2 separate regions of the Mus musculus genome follow, and region 2 is linked to region 1. Evidence: chromatin loops called from intact Hi-C (ENCODE). Cell type or tissue: left cerebral cortex. All regions are shown on one strand. Each heading gives the region's core, and the rest is flanking DNA. Links, peaks and the distances in the headings are about the cores only.

Region 1 (8,129 bases), core at 1,350-6,349:
GGGGGGGGGGGGGAGGGGGGGAAAAAGAAAGTGCAGGAGAGAGCCCTGCATGGTAACGCATGCATGTAATCATAGTAGAGGAGATGGAGGCAAAAGGATCGTGAGTTCTAGGCCAGCCTGAGGTACGTAGTGAAGTGCACTGGGGTTGACCCAGGGAGCTGACTCATGTGGCAGCAGCCCATCAATGAACAGAAGGAAGAGGGAGGTCCTGAGGGAGGTCTTAGGTTTGCTGTGATCTGCCTGAGACTGGGTCTCGGGGTATTGTAGGTGCTCTGGTATGGTATGGAGGGAGGGTTAAAACAAACAAGCAAGCAAGCAAGCAAGCAAGCAAGCAAGCAAGCAAGCAAGCAAACCAGGTGAAAAAGGCAGGAGCATGGCTCCAGGCTGAGAGCGGCACCACAGGTGACCAACTGAAAGAAAGACATTGGTAGTATTGGTGGCCAAGGGAAGCATTCTCAGCTAGCTACAGGAGTGGGGAGGAAAGGCAGGGCCTTTAAACAGACCTCAGGGGATCTGCGATGACCAAGTTGGGATTAAACACTGGACAGTTCCAGAGAACCAGTGGCATCCAGCACCTCACTAAGCAGGCAATGCGACTTGCACTGGTTTTCCTTGTAGCTGCCTCATTCCTGGCTGGGCTGGAGGACTAAGGGAGATGTGCCAGTGTGGGGTGAGAGGGAAGGGGCACAAACAGGTCTAATTTCTACCCACCATTATCTGAGCTGGGGTGGAGAAGCTATAGCTGGGGGAGAAGCTTGGGTTTTAGTTGTTGCCATGTGGGACGAGAAAGTGATCAAAGGACAGAGTCACATGGGAGAAACAAATTTTTAACATGTCTAGGAAGTTCCTAGAGTCTGAAGGGGAGTTCTGGGAGAGAAGTCCTGTGTTCCTCCAGCACCCCAGCCTCATTCTTGTTCCTTCCAAACTTAGCCCATTCAGATGGCCCCTGCCTTGTCTTATCAGGACACACTGCCTAGTGGACATAGACTATTAAGAAGGATTCCATAAGTGAGGTCAGAGGTTAAAGTATCCCCCAAACAGGACCAAGACAACAAGCAACACTTCTGTCACCAGACCTCACCTGCCTGGGACTGGGGGAAGTTCCCCGGGTCAGTATGGAGCACTGAGTTTCTCTTGGTTTTAATTGGGGCTTATTCTTACATATCACACAATTCAAAGTGTCTGTCTTTGACCGAGCTTATCTCCCTGTGTCATGTGGAAGATGCCCTAGGAAGAATTGCAGTTGGTTTGGGACCAAGGAAAGAAGAAATAAAACTTCCTTCCTTGGTCCCATCCCCCTTTACCTTCTTTTTCTCCTTCCCCTCCATTGCCTCTCTTCCCCGCCCACCATTCTGTCTCTTCCTTTACTGGTTGGCTGGGGTGGATCTGCCCAGGTTGACTCTGATTGCCCCTGCTGAGGCAGTGTGGTGCTCAAGGCTGAGTCAGCTTGCTTCTGAGATGACATTGTCTTGTAAACTATACCCATGTGTATGATAATGGACCTTGGCCCTGCCCAAACCTCACTTAATATCTCTTCTCATTGTTGTTTGTTTGTTTGTTTGTTTGTTTTATGTTTTTTGTTTTTCAAGACAAGGTTTCTCTGTATAGCCCTGGCTGTCCTGAAACTCACTTTGTAGACCAGGCTGGCCTCAAACTCAGAAATCTGCCTGCCTCTGTCTCCCAAGTGCTGGGATTAAAGGCATGCGCCACCACGCCTGGCTCTTCTCATCGTTTATATTATGATAATGGACCTTGGCCCTGCCCACACCTCTCTTAATATCTCTTCTCATTGTTTATGTTTCCTCCATTACCTCACTGACTGATGAAGCAGCACAGCCCCTTTCAGTGGCACATCTTACTGCAGGGACCATTCTAGATGGTGATACACTTAGTTCTCGAAATGTTTTTTCAAATTGGAACTCATGTTTCCCTGGATAAAGATGAAGCAGTGGGGGCACAGAAAAGAGGCATCACTTGCCCACAGTCACACTGTAAGGGGCTCCCTAACCACTATGTCACTGCTGTGTCTCACACACTGGTTACATTTTCCTGTGGGCCCAGGCACCACAATAGCCTTTGTGGACCTCACTGTCCATCTTCCCACCTCCCTCATGCTTCATTCCATGGGGTTCATTAAAGGCTGCCCCATTGGGACACCTATCCCAGTAGTAATGAAATGTCTTCTTAGCCTTCGAACACTCAATGTTTGGTAGGTTTGGTAGGCAAATTAGTTCACCCATAAGGCTCCTGATTCAATCAACTCAAAGACCTTGCCTTCCTTTAGGCCATAGGGGAAGATGCAGTATGTGCCACAGGGACACCTTGAGATAATCGGGTGTCATGGAACTTCCTGAGATCTTTAATGCAATGATCACACTGTAGAGATTGTAGAAAATATTAATGCCTGTTGTGGTGGAGATACCGGTATTCTGTCTGAGCATGCCTGGATCACCAAACAAATGAATGTTGACCTGCTGGTAGCATGGCTTAAGTTTTCACTCATGAGGTCTTGTCCACAAGCAGCAGCAGCAGTGTGTATGTGCATGCCTTTGCTTATGTGAAGGTGTATGAATGTGTGTGTTATGTGAAAGTGTACATGTGTGTATATCAGTGCATGTATGTGCATGCATATGGAGGCCAGAGGACAAGCTCATTTGTCATTTCTCAGCTGTCATATATCTTTTATTTTTGATAGTCTTCCATTGGCCTGAAAATTGCAAATAGGTTAGGCTGGCTGGCCAGAGAGCTCCAGGCCACTGTCTGTTTCCATCTCCCAGTGCATGGATTACAAGAGCATATTGCCAGGCTTGGCTTTGGTTCATGTGGTTTCTTGGGATGGAACTCGAGTCTCCATGCATGCAAAGAAAACATTTTCATTGACTGAGCTGTTTCTCTAGGCCAGCAGGAGGATTTCACTCTTTTGTATGAAAGCTCTTCACTCCTTGCCTTAATATGCTTGGTTCCCATCAGCACCTGACTTGCCCTTGACTGCTTGAGGCCACTCCAGACACTGAGAGGCTGCAGCATTGAGCGGATGGCCACTCTGCATGGTGGGAATAGCTTATTGCATATGCTGTGAAGAGTGATGTCATGTCTTGGTCCCAGGGAATCAATACTATTGCCAGGATGCCTGTGTGATTAAGCAGGTAATAAGTTGACCTGTGGGGCTGGCTCTGTGGATGGGCTTCAAGATCATTTTGCAAAGCCCTTTTTCATGTTCTGTCAGCTGTAGATAGATTTTGATAACTAGCATCGATCCGCCATGTTTATGAAGTGCACTTTGCACAGGGTAAACTGTGTAATTACATCTGGAATGGCAAAATAAATAATGCCCTTATCTGTGGTATTGACTTCCCAGAATTAGCTGGATATGTATGGTGCACTTCTAAGCAGAACCGGTACATGTTGGCTTTTGATTTTCAATAGGCTTGGCTCTCTCCCGTCAGGCATCCGAGATACTTAGTTAGCTAAGTGCTGGGTGGCAAATGACCAACTCTTAAACCTGTTTCTCATTTGTATACTTCCTTTCTTGTTTTTTTCCAGACAGAGAACTTGAACATATAATTTTCCTCTATAGAATGGATCCCTATAGTTGAAGGAACCCTTCCAGCACTGCAAAGGAGAGTGGGGCCTTTCCTTGATGGTGTCTGATTCTTCCCTCTCCAATACTCAGGGAACATGGGCATTACTACCAAAGGCAATTGTTACCCTTCACCATGAGTCTCATGTTTTCCCAATGAGATGGGACAAATCAACTTGAATTTGTCAGAATGACTGGCATCTCCTAACCTCATGCTGTGGGAATATGGTTTATCTTGAGTGCGCACCCACTAACCCGTACATCAAAATGTCAGAGGGCTTCCCAGTACAAGTTCATGGCCAAAACGGGTAAAATACCTTCAATGGAGCAATTCTTAGAGGCAAATGATGATGAATAGAGGATTCTGTTACAGTTTTCTTGGCCTACCCCACTCTGTTTGCATTCTAAGCCTCTACAACAGAAAGAAAAGTTGTGAAAATTGCTTGAGATACTGAGTCACGTGGTGAGAACAAGGGTGGTAAGACATGACACCAGGGGGCTGGACAGATGGCTTGGGGGAGGGAGGAGCACTTGTTATGCAAGCATGAGCAATGGAGACAGGAGAATCCTCCCATGTTTTCTGAACAGCTAGCCTCATCCACAGAGTAAAAAAATCAACAAAGAGAATTAAAAATTTTGGAAGATGAGCACCAATACTCAAGATTGGCCTCTGACTTCTACATATTTGCTGTGGCATGTGTGGGCCTGTATACACACACACACACACACACACACACACACACACACATTATCACCTGCATACTATAGAACAGTATATTTGGGACTTCTGTGCTGGGTAGTTTTATGGCAACTTGACACAAGCTAGAGTCATTTTGGAAAGGGGAACCCTCAAGTGAGACGTTGCCTTCACCGGACTAGCTTGTGAGCGACCCTGTGGGAGTATTTTCTTGATTGATGAATGATGCAAAAAGGCCCAGCACACAGTGGGTGGAGCCACTTCTGGGCAGGTAGTCCTGAGCTGTGTAAGAAATCATGTTGAGCAAGCCTCAAGAAGAAACCTAGTAAACAGTATTCCTGTGCGCCTCCTGTTTCAGTTCCTGCCCTGAGTTCTTGCTTTGGCTTCTCTCAGTGATGGGCTTACAAGCTGTTAGGGGAACTAACCCTTCTGTCCCCAAGTTGCTTTTGGTCATGGTGTTTCATCAGAGCAATAGAAACTATAAGGAGGGCAGCCTCATTCTATGAGAAAAGGGAAGCCATTACAATGTATACTTTTAGCAAGGAAGCGACACTCATTCTGAGGAGCTGATTGACAAAGAGTGAATGAAGGAATGAAGGTCAACTGGGTAGTCACAGGCTATTGCAGTAGTCCAAATGGGGAAAGGTAAAGTCTAGAACCTGGATATTACTCTTCTATAAATTCTATCTGGGAGACTAGAGAAAGAATGTTATCTGTTATGACAGATGCATAGAAGGAGGGGGAATTCTGACAAGATGCTGAGTGGCTTCTGGACATGCTTAGTTTCTGGTGCTTGGATGTTTTGAGATGAGATTTAAGAGAGGAGTCAAACCGGAAAATGTAGCTCTGATTTTCAACATCACTCGAGCAAACACTAGACATGGTCTTTTAATGAAAAGCATAGGATAGCCATTCAACAATGGGTAGACTTACTTCTTGTGAACACTGGAGATCAAGTTCTTCAGCACTTTGATTGAACACTGAGCCTGGAGAGAGGGGCCAACAAGAATTCCAAGCAAAGGAGGACTGGACGCAGGAGAGATATAAAGGGGGCCCAAAAGGATGATGAGCAAGAGAGGTATCAAGAAGACAGCTATTCAGGAGACCAAGAAGGGAACTCCTCTAACAGATGAAGGATGGAAAGGTCTAGAAAAGATACACCCCACCACAAAATGGAAGTGAACTGAGCCTAATAAAGCTTCCAAATTGACATAAGTCATATAACTCTATTGAAGTTCTTAAATGGCTGATGAGAATATGGGATATTAAGAAAATATTAGAAGGAGACAATTATTAATTCCAGGAAAAACATAAAGTTGTAAAGCCCATCAGGATATGTAGTTATAATTTATTCTATCTCTCAGATATAAACAATATTTTGTTAGCACAATAAAACTAGGTGTTACATTAAACTGCAACATCAGTCCATCAAGAATACAAGTGGGGAAAGGAGCAATGTGTGTGTGAGTTGGGGGTGGGGGTATAAGAGACCTGCAGACTGAGAAGATGGCCCAACAAGTAAAATATTTATCCTGACAGGATGAAGACCTGAGTTCGATCCCAGGAACCAACCCAACTTACATTTTGTTTTCAAAAGAACTGGAGAGGTGTATACAGGTTCATCCTTGAAATTCAATGGTTGTACTTGCTGGTTTTGTGTGCCAACTTGACACAAGCTGGAGTTATCATAGAGAAAGGAGCCTCCCTTGAGGAAATGCCTCCATGAGATCCAGCTGTAAGGCATTTTCTCAATTAGTGATCAAGGGTGGGAGAGCCCATTGTGGGTGGTGCCATCCTTGGGCTGGTAGTCCTGGGTTCTATAAGTAAGCAAGTAAGCAGGCCAGGGAAGCAAGCCATTAAGTAACATCCCTCCATGGCCTCTGCGTCAGCTCCTGCTTCCTGACCTGCTTGAGTTCCAGTCCTGACTTCCTTGGTGATGAACAGCAATATGGAAGTGTAATCTGAATAAACCCTTTCCTCCCCAGCTTGCTTCTAGGTCATGATGTTTGTGCAGGAATAGAAACCCTGACTAAGATTAAACCCTGACCTTCATGAGCTTTAGACCAGTGAGAGACTAACACCTGTCTGCTAGCTTCCAAATGTGTGTGCTCACATATGGATGTGCATTCACACATATGTATGTACCTCTGTACACAGGAACATACACATACACCAAAAGTTAAATCCTTATCTGTCAGGGTGGCAGCATACAATTTCAAAATTAGGTATTTAAGAAATTACTATGTAAATACATGTGGTGGTTTGAGTAGTAATTCCTGTCCCCCAAAAGGCTCATATATTTGAATGATTAGTTACCAGGAAGTGGAACTGTTTAAAAGGATTAGAAGGATTAGGGGTGTGGCCTTGCTGGAGTAGGTATAACCTTAATGAAGGAAGAAGTATTTCACTGGGGATGGGATCTGAAGTTTCAAAAGCCCATGCCAGGTCCAAGCTCTCTCTTTCTCTTTGTCTGCCTGCAGATTGGGATGTAAGTATTTCTCCAGCATCATGTACTGCTATGCTCTCTGTCACAGTAACAATGGACTAACCTCTGTAACTATGGGCAAAAACCGTAGCTAAATGTTTCTTTGTTCATTGTGTCTCTTCACAGCAATATAAAAGTGTCTAAGATAACATATTATTAAGAAAACCACCAGATATAACATTTGGAAGAACATGATTTCAGAGGGACTCAGAGGTTGGAAGGAAGGGATTGGAACCTGGAAGATTTCTTCATAAACCTTCTAGTATTCGACTTTTATGTTCATGAAATTGCCATGCACAAATGTTGATAAGAATCAAAATAAAGTTGCAAACAGAAGGAGCAATGTTAGAGGAAGCTTGAGCCAGATAAGAACTCAGCATAAGGGGGCTGGAGAGATGGCTCAGTGGTTAAGAGCACTGACTGCTCTTCCAGTGGTCCTGAGTTCAATTCTCAGCAACTACTGGTGGCCCACAACCATCTGTAATGTGATCTGATGCCCTCTTCTGGTGTGTCTGATGACAGCTACAGAGTACTTATATAAAAATAAATAAATAATATTTAAGAAAGAACTCAGCATAACAGGTTAATAATGAGAAAGTTCTGGATGGTCATAAGAATGTGCATATGGAATGCTGGCAACAGAAGCTAGACAGAAGAGTCGAGAGCTGGAGGCATCTGCCTCCTTTTGAAAGGATAGATTCAAGTGTAGATAATCAAGCTATTTAATGCAACAAAGAATGTTTCATGACATCTGCTTGGTTTCCTGTTGTCCTTTTTCTTCAGTTGGTCTATGGAGAGGTCTTGGAATGTCCGTGGAAGGCAGAGCCACTGAGCTATGCCTACTAGAGATGAGAGATAAGCAACAAGTCTTCTCATCTTCTGAAACAAGAGGAAGATGGACTGACAGCAGAAGCAGTTCACATATAACAAGAAATTCTATACTTGCTATTCTTTTAAAATATTTATCATTAATAAAAATTTTAGATGTATGCATTTGTTTGGCAGGGGGTATATATGAGTTCAGTTACCCTTGGAGGCCAGGAGAGGACATCAGGTCCTATGGAGCTGGAGGTAAAGGTGGTGTGATGCGGGTGCTGGGAACTGAAGGCAGCTGCACAGCTGCAGCTAGCGAAGCCCCACGTGGTAACAAGGGATTATGAAACAAGTGATGTGACCGACTCTCTCATCTTACAGAAGCCTTGGTGCGTGCTGACTGGCAGCCTGTTTTCAGGTTCAGAGAGACACTGTGCCAGGGGAAAGAGACAGAGCAGGGCAGTCAACATTCTCCTCAAGAGCATGGGCGAACAAACTGTCCAATTGGGATCGGAAAAATGGTTAGAATAATCAACTGAGAGATATTTATTTAA
Region 2 (8,129 bases), core at 1,438-6,437, 62 kb after region 1:
GTGTGTGCAAGGAACCCAGTACAACCAAGAGCCTCATGCGATCACTCAACACCCTCTGCCCGAGGCTCTGGCACTTCACAGGGGACAGACTTCCTTATCAGAAAACCTCAGAAAGGCAGAGAGACTTAACAGGTCTCAGAAGCTCACCCTTGCCTTGCAACTCTGTGCCCCTGGGAATGCTGGGAAGACAGACTGCCTCACACAATGGCACAGGAAACATAGCAGCCAGCGGAACAGAGTGAGCTGTGGGTAGCTATCTCTCTCTCTCCATCTCTTCATTTGTGCTCACTGTCCTGTGAAAACCTGCTCTCTGTGAAATTGGTGGAGTCGTGGTTTTGGGGATGGACCATCTGCCTGATCCCAAATGCGATTCATGAACCTGGAGGAATTTGCATTAACTGTTCCGCTGCAGCGCGAGGAATCCATTCATTTCACAGCTCTGAGCTTTTGCACTTTTTTGGACCACAGCCAGCATGCAAGAGTGTTGATCTTTTCATTAGCACCGAGGCTCCCTTTATTTTATGTTGTGTTATTGTTTCCAAATCCTCTGCCTTCGACCTTAATATATTCTATGACAAGTCCACTGTGCCTCAGCCTTCCTGACCCTCTCCTTCCTATTTCAAATCACAGGCCTTCATCTTCCACAGGTCATGTTGTGGTACATTTGTATTTACACTGGTAGAAATGGAAATAAATCAAAATGACATGTGACCCTGTCTTATTTGCAAAGAAGAAAACCTAATTAGGTAAACGGGGATGGAAATGCTGATTAATTGTTTGTTTAATCAAGGGCCGAACACAAAGCTCATTGTGGTTTTGAATCCTGGAAACAAAAGTATCTTTGCACTGTATTAGCTTCTGTTGTCCTTACAGAGAGAACATGTGGTCAGCTGTGATAACTCAGCTTCTAACAGTGCCTCAAAATTCATTAATATGAATAGCAAGTCCATTGGATTGATGATTGAATTTTCATGCATTTTCAACATGTGTTACGGAAAAACTTATTCTTAAGAGAAATTAGTTTTTAATGACTTGCAGCTTAGCAAGGGCTGGTGGTTTGCACCTGAAATCCCAGCTACATGGGGCTTGAAGAAGAGGATCACAAATTTAAAGCCTGCCTGAAAAACTTACAGAACAACGTCCTGTCTCAAATGCAGCAACCAACAAAGGGGTTTGGGTATAGGTCCGTGGTAAAGTGTGTATCAGTATGCGTGTGCAAGGACCCAGGCTCAAACTGCAGTACCTGATTTATATTTTCTGCTTCATAAAGGGAAGAAAGGGTTATCTCGACCTGAGAGCATTTGGGAGAATCTGTAGTTAGGGAGGATTTTATTATAAATTCTCTTCATATTCAGCTCATAGGAACATGGCTGCTTTCAACAATGATCTAAAGGATTGATTTTTTTTCTTGTCTCCCCCCCCCCCTTTTCTTGAGAAAAGTTATTTAGTTGTCTTAACATGGCAAAGAAAGCTTATCTGCAAATTCCTTTACTCATGGATCCCCCTTGAGAGCTTATATAGATGTGTATGCTTCCTTAAAACCACAAGCGAGCACCAACGGAGACAAACACCTATTACCTGAATTGGTGGTCCACTCCTGTGATCCCAACACTTGAGAGGCTGAGGCAGGAGAATAGAGAGTTTAAGGCTAGCCTGGGCTACATAGCAAGACCCCCTCCCCATCTCTAAAAATAAAACAAAAGCTGTCATTGCTGACTTGTCTGAGTGTGGAAGAACACAGGCTTGCCTCTGCCAGTTTGCCGCCGGGAGGTAAAGGACTCCGCCACTTTAAGCTCAGCTTCTTGATATCTTAGTTGGAGTGTGGAGGTTTCTGCTTCTGCCAGCTTCAGAACAATGTGACTATGACTCCAGATGCTTATGGTGTGTGAATGCTGGGAATAAACCATTCTTGTTTGCCTGAGACTGAGGGGGCTCCTCTGGGCTTGGGAATTTTGGTGTTAATGCTGGGAAAATTGAAGGCAAATCGGAAGCGGTTGGTTTGGAGTAGGCATGTAGTTTGGGGTGAGAGATACTCTGAGATGTACAACATGTCTTACTCGAATTGGGGTCAGATGTTGAAGTAAGGATAGAACGAGACAGCAGACCATCGCATCCGTTTGCACAACTACAGTCTGCTATTGTTACTATTTGGGCTTCTTCAGTTTTCTTTTCATTGATAGCAATTCCACGTGGACTGATGTGTTCAGTAAACTGGTTCTTGGTAGAATCCAGAATGGACAAGTCTGTTAGCACAAACAGCTGCCATGGCTCACTGACCTCAGTTTACCTCCATGAGAAACAGGCATCAAAGCATAAAGCCCTTTCACCCAGATATGGCCATATTTGATTTGTCTATATACCACATAGATTTCAAAGTCACTTGCAACTAATAGCTAATCTAAACGACAGTACTACCTAGGCTACATCACTAAAATGGAGGAGGAAACAGAGACTAAGAGTTATCTTTGAAGGAGACTGTTACCATAGCTTCTGTTGTACCTCAAAGGGGAGGTGGGGGTTATTTGCTATTTACAAGGGGGCAAACAGGATCCCTTTATATTTATAAAGTCCCCTTGGTATCTGGGAGGACAATAGCAGCTATGGAGGCTGACCGTCTGGGATGCAAATTCCTCTGACTTTCCCGTACTCTAATGACCTTATCTATGAAAGGGGAAAGTAATTTAGTCCCCGTGGAGAGATTTGCTGAGGTGATTGAAAAGGGAAATCAAAGACTGAACAAACCAATCACAGCTGGGTGTTTGGAAGTCACATTATGTAAGTGTATACATCTCTGTTCAGGACTCAGGCCTGCCCGTTCTGCGAGTAGAAAGTGTGCCTTGGTTAGCCCTGGACCCAATGCAATATAGCTAAGTCCTAAGTCACTTGTCTTCCTAGGCTAGTCATGATAGACTTTTAAGAAAATATGCATTTATTTATCTGTGTGTGTGTTTGTATGGGTGTGAGTGTCAGAGCGAGAGGGAGTGAATATGAATATAGGGACCAGGTTTCAGGCCTGCTCACAAGTGCCTCTAGCCCCTGAGCCACCTGGCTGGGTTCTGTTTATTTATTTCTATTAGATCCTGTGTCCTGCATCCATCCATATATCTGTCATTTGTTTACGTATCTCTCCAGCTTTGGTCTTAGTATAGTTTGTCTCTTCTGAAACTTACCCTGACCTCTGCTGGTCCGGCAGGCTGAGAGGCAGACCTAAGGGCAGACTTACACAGCTGGAGCATTTTGAGTGGCTTGCTTCCTTTCTCTTGGGGATGGAGTCTGTTATCACTAGAATGGGTCGTTACAAATATAAGCTCCCCTACCCATGCCCTTCTTGCTGTAACTTCACTTTATTATGTCTTTAATTCCTTTCTGATTTCCACCATGGGTCAAATATAATGAAGCTCGTTTTGTAAATAACTCAGCCTCAGGTAGTCTACTACAGCACGAGGAAACAGATCAAGATGTCCTCTGCCTGAACTTCCTGTCTGACTACCTATCATCTATTTATCCATTCTGGGTTGCCTTGTGATGCACACCACACCCCTTGGCAGAGAGAGGAAGATATGGCACTCTGATGGATGCTCGAGCCCCCTTTACAGTTGCTGGCTCTTGCATTAGCACCTGGGTGGTAAGGAAGGCAGCATCCTGCTCGGCTTCTGGGAAAATAGTGGGTTTTGGAACATTTTAATGATGGGGAAGGTCAAGAACTTGAATGCAGTTTCCTCTCTGCAGATCTTCCCTCCCCAGCCTCACTCCTTTTATCATATGAGATTTCTTTGCATATCTGAAGAAAGTTATCAACATCTTTCTTGTCTTTTTTTTTTTTTTTCTGGACAAATACTTTCAGCTCCATTCCAATAAAATTCAAATTTTCTTCTCTAAACACAATAGTCCTTAGCACAGTGACAAGAGCAGAGTGACCTGTCTTACTTCTTTGTGTGTGTACATGTTGATGTGCACACACACATCTGGATAGATGCACATGTTCCTCTGCACACACACATCTGGGTTGATGCATATACGTGTGTAGAAATGTGCATGCAGGATCTGAGGCCATCACTGAGTTCTTCCTTTATGGGTCTCTATCTTACTCCTGGGCATCGGGCTTTCTCACTGAATCTGGAGCTCCCTGAATGGCTAGACTGGCTTCCATCAAGCCCCTGCGACCCTCTTATCTCTGTCTCCTCTGAGCTGGGATTACAGACAAATGCTATCACTCCCAGCCCTTTCCATGGGAACTGGAAATTGAACTCGGCTCCTGGAGCTTCCATGGCAAGCACTTCACTAACTGAGCCATCTCCCCAGCTCAGCCATGTGACTCTCTACAAGATGCTTATGATAAGATCTTCTTCCTGTCCTGATCGTAAGCTGATAGCTTCGTGCTCAGAGCTAGAGAGCATTGGTCTTTTTAATGGTTTCAGCTGTGTGTGGACACCACAGGGCTTATTGTCAGTGAAGTCCTTGGTGCTGTTTCCTAGCAGCTGAAAATGCATACATCTCTCCTCTCTCCTGCTCACTCTGCCCTTCCAGCCTGCAGCAGTTCCCTCTAGAGGTTCATTCTGTCACCAGCAGATTACCCATTCTGCCTGGCTTTGTGTCATCTGCCTGACAATGTCACTGAGCAGAGGAGGGATCCCAATGAATGAGACAGTCACTCTGAAGTGTGCCCGACCTTGCTCACCTCTTTCAGCCTGCCCATCCCCCAGATTCTCTTTGCGCTGTGCTCATGTGTCTTCTAGGATCTGTCTTTGGGCTCAGCTGTTTGGCTCATGAAGACCACTGTAGGTGTGTGTATGTGTATGTGTGTGTGTGTGGGGGGGGGGGCTTGCTTCTGTCTCAACATGCTGACTGTTTCTTTCCTGTTGGGATTGTGGAATCCTGGGTTTCTATTTAATTCTGGAACTACTCTCAGTAGCTCCCCAGGGCTTCATCTGACCCCACACCTTACACAACTTCTTTTTACATCCTCCTTCATGATGTCTTGCCTCTGAGCACTGCTACGCTAACCTTCAGTTCAGGTCTGCTGTTAGGAGGTTCCATGAAAATAACACAGGGGGAAGGGAGGCTTCTTATAGCAAACACCGCTATCTCAGCCCTCATGGTTCACTTAGGAAGATAATACACGGCGCAGAGGCGGCGGAGGGCGGGGCCCCCGTCATTGATACATTGGTATCAAAGGCAAGGTGGATTAGAGGTCTTCTCTATCACAGACCTGTAAGGAAATCCTAGTTGAGAAAGAAGGTGGTGGGGACTCATCCCCTTAACCCCTATAGTCTTGTCACCACCTCTTCAAAGCCACTTTCTTGGAGTGCCCCTAGAACTTGAAATCTCTTTCCTCTCACAGCTGATCTTCCTGTCACAGTTGGCTCCCAGTGTCATCTTCTTCCCACAGGATCTGCTGCTGGCTCTCAAAGGGTATTTCCACGGGGGAGGGAAGGGTATCTAATGTGATTGCTGCTGGCCAGCTTCCCATCCATTGTCCAACTGTTCTTCATTGGTCTGGGCAGCTAGCCCCATGCATGCACAACATGAGGCGGCTTATCAGCACCATTTCCCACACAGGACTGGCGAGTCCAGCGGTGTGCTGTCACCTGCTGTAGGAGAACAAAGGCCTTCTCCCCCCATCTTCTTCCCCAGAGTGCTGGGAATCAGGCCAGCTTCATTCTGTGTTTTCAAACATGCTAGTTTCTGTGGCAGCTTTTATAATGATTATCTCCCGAGAGTCTTGGCCTCAAAACACTTTATTTATTGAGGGTGGAAAAAAATTCACCCTTTTTAACCATTAAAACCAAGAAGGTATAGTTTTACTGGAATGTTTTCCCTTGTGGGAAAATCTCTCCTTTGCCGCTTGAGGGGAGCCATTGGCCATAGTGTGCACTGACTGGATGGGACCAGCCTATGGCAGAGAGCCAGGGCTCATAGGTCAGATACACAGGTATTTTCTAGAACGTGTTTTGTGCTATCTTTCTAAGTCCATAAATTCAGCCCCTGGGCATACATTGCTTTGTGAGACTTGTACTCTTCCACGTGAGTAAGTCCAGTTATTCCCTGGGAGAGCGAAGGTGACATTCTCAGGGAGGAAGAGAAGAGCAGAAATGTCTCTGGAGTGGGTGGCACTGTGACTGTGTGGCACACACAGTAAGTATAAAATAGTAACGTGTTGCTGGCAGCAGGGAGAGTATTTATAGCAGAGACCTAAGGATGACTGGGGAGGAAAAACCCTCTGAATAGTGACTGGCGGAGAGGCTCCAAGCTGATGTTTTGTCTAAAAGATATTCTTATTTCTGCCTGAGACCTGGAAGCTACAGGATCACCAAGACAGAATATTTGTGCTGGTCATAGATCATGAGCAAGTCACACTTCCTATAGCTCCGCCTCACACAAGATGGGAAGAACATGGCCGAGAGAGAAGTGCTTGGTAGCCTAGTGGATGCGTGTTTCACTGCTACGGCAGAATCCTCAGGAGGAAGGGGCACACACACATACACACACACACACACACACACACACACACACACACACACACACACACGGGTGGGAGGCTGAGAACCTGAGAACACCACCACTGTCTGTATGTTGGTGACATACACGTGGTATGGGCACATGGCCTGGGGAAGGTACAGTGGACCTGAGAAGGACTCAGTCAGAAATCGTAGACTCTGGTCGAGGGAAATGGAATGGGGTTAGAATTTGGTGTGTCACCTGAAGCATCTGCAATTGTTTAGAGATCAAAGGTCCTTATTAGCAAGGGAATCAACTTGCCAATGAGGTATCTCAAGTACTTTAAATCTTTTAACTTTATAACTGTGACTAGTGAACTCCATAGGCTGGGCTCAGTGCCTCGAGATACATCTTTTGGTTGGTGAGAATTCTCAAGCTTTTTATATTACTCTTCTCATTACTGTGACTGAATAGCAGGCATGATGGATATGGCTTGAGGGAGGAAGGGTTTGTGAGCTCATGGCTAAAGAGGACACAGTTCATCATGGTGAGGAAGGCATGGAGGCTGGGGCACTGTGTAGCCACAGGACTGTGTTTAAGACTTCAAGGCTTGTCACATCCCGACAAACCAGAAAGTGGAGAGCTTGGTTCAGAAGTGAGCCCACTGCCTATAACCTTTCAAAACCTACTCCCATACCCAATGAGCCCATTCCTCCAACTAAGGACACTTCCTAAGCACCCCCCGCACCCCCCCCCCCAGCCTCTTTAAGCTTCATTGCTAGAGTTCAAACACAGGAGCCGACAGGCCAGTACATATGTAAACCATACCAGTTTCTGATTTTGTTAAAAAGAATTGCCCACATTAAGTATCCATTAGAGTTAACACTGAAGTGGCTGAGCTGAGGTTTCGATCGAACAGACCAGCGAGACAGCAAATGGCACCAAACCTGCTTTAACTGCAAAGTGTGAACAGGATTTCAGGAAAAGAGAGTTAAAAATGGACAGATTCCCAAAGTCTTAAAAGAGGAGTTTCACCTCTTTCCAGAGCCCACTAATCTTAGTTTTCTCTTTTTATTTCTCTCTCTTCTAAAAATATTTTATCACCATTGTGGTCATCATCATCATCATCATCATCATCATCATCTCCATCACTGTGTGTGTGTGTGTGAGTGTGTGTGTGTGTCTCTGTGTGTGTGTGAGTGTGTGTCTCTGTGTGTGTGTCTCTCTGTGTGTGTGTACACATCCATATGGGTGTTCCATGACATGCTTGTGGGAGACAGAAGACAGTTTTTAAGAGCTGCATCTCCCCTTCCACCACAGGTTCTGGGAACAGAACTCAGGTTGTGAGCCTTGTGTGACATGTCCTGCCCCCCCACCCCCAGCCCTGACCTCATTTCACAGACTGGCTTTGAACTCACACCCCTCCTTGCTCCAACTTTCCAAGTACTTAAATTACAGGCATAGCACCATGCACAGCCAGTTTCTTTAACTGAGATTTTACCCTTTAAAAGTACATTAAAGGGTGTGTGAGTGTGTGTGTGTGTGTGTGTGTGTGTGTGTGTGTGTGTGTGTGTGTGTGTGTTTGTGTAGCATAGAAAAATACCTCCCACACAGCACTAGGAAAAAATAAACCTTAAAATATTTCAACTACTTTGGAGTCAGTAGCTGTATAAAAATATCTCATTGTCTGC

The links. Peaks named below come from ENCODE experiments on the same cell type or tissue, not always from the same donor. Only the 100,000 strongest peaks of a DNase experiment are listed, where the experiment ranks them.
Region 2: it touches region 1 in a loop (2.5-fold over the local background); 4 of 42 quality-filtered maps call a loop at or near these places.

Annotation. Positions count from the first base shown.
Region 1 is chr2:4,287,217-4,295,345 of GRCm38, reverse strand. The region is part of intron 1 of Frmd4a (FERM domain containing 4A); the gene reads right to left. Among named protein-coding and RNA genes, the nearest start is that of Gm39752, 44 kb to the right of the region's middle. In left cerebral cortex, for the core only: no CTCF peak of the experiment used is centred there; a DNase peak (open chromatin) is centred at 4,072.
Region 2 is chr2:4,225,144-4,233,272 of GRCm38, reverse strand. The region is part of intron 1 of Frmd4a (FERM domain containing 4A); the gene reads right to left. Among named protein-coding and RNA genes, the nearest start is that of Gm39752, 18 kb to the left of the region's middle. In left cerebral cortex, for the core only: a CTCF peak has its summit at 4,536 (motif pointing left); DNase peaks (open chromatin) are centred at 4,509, 5,388 and 6,141.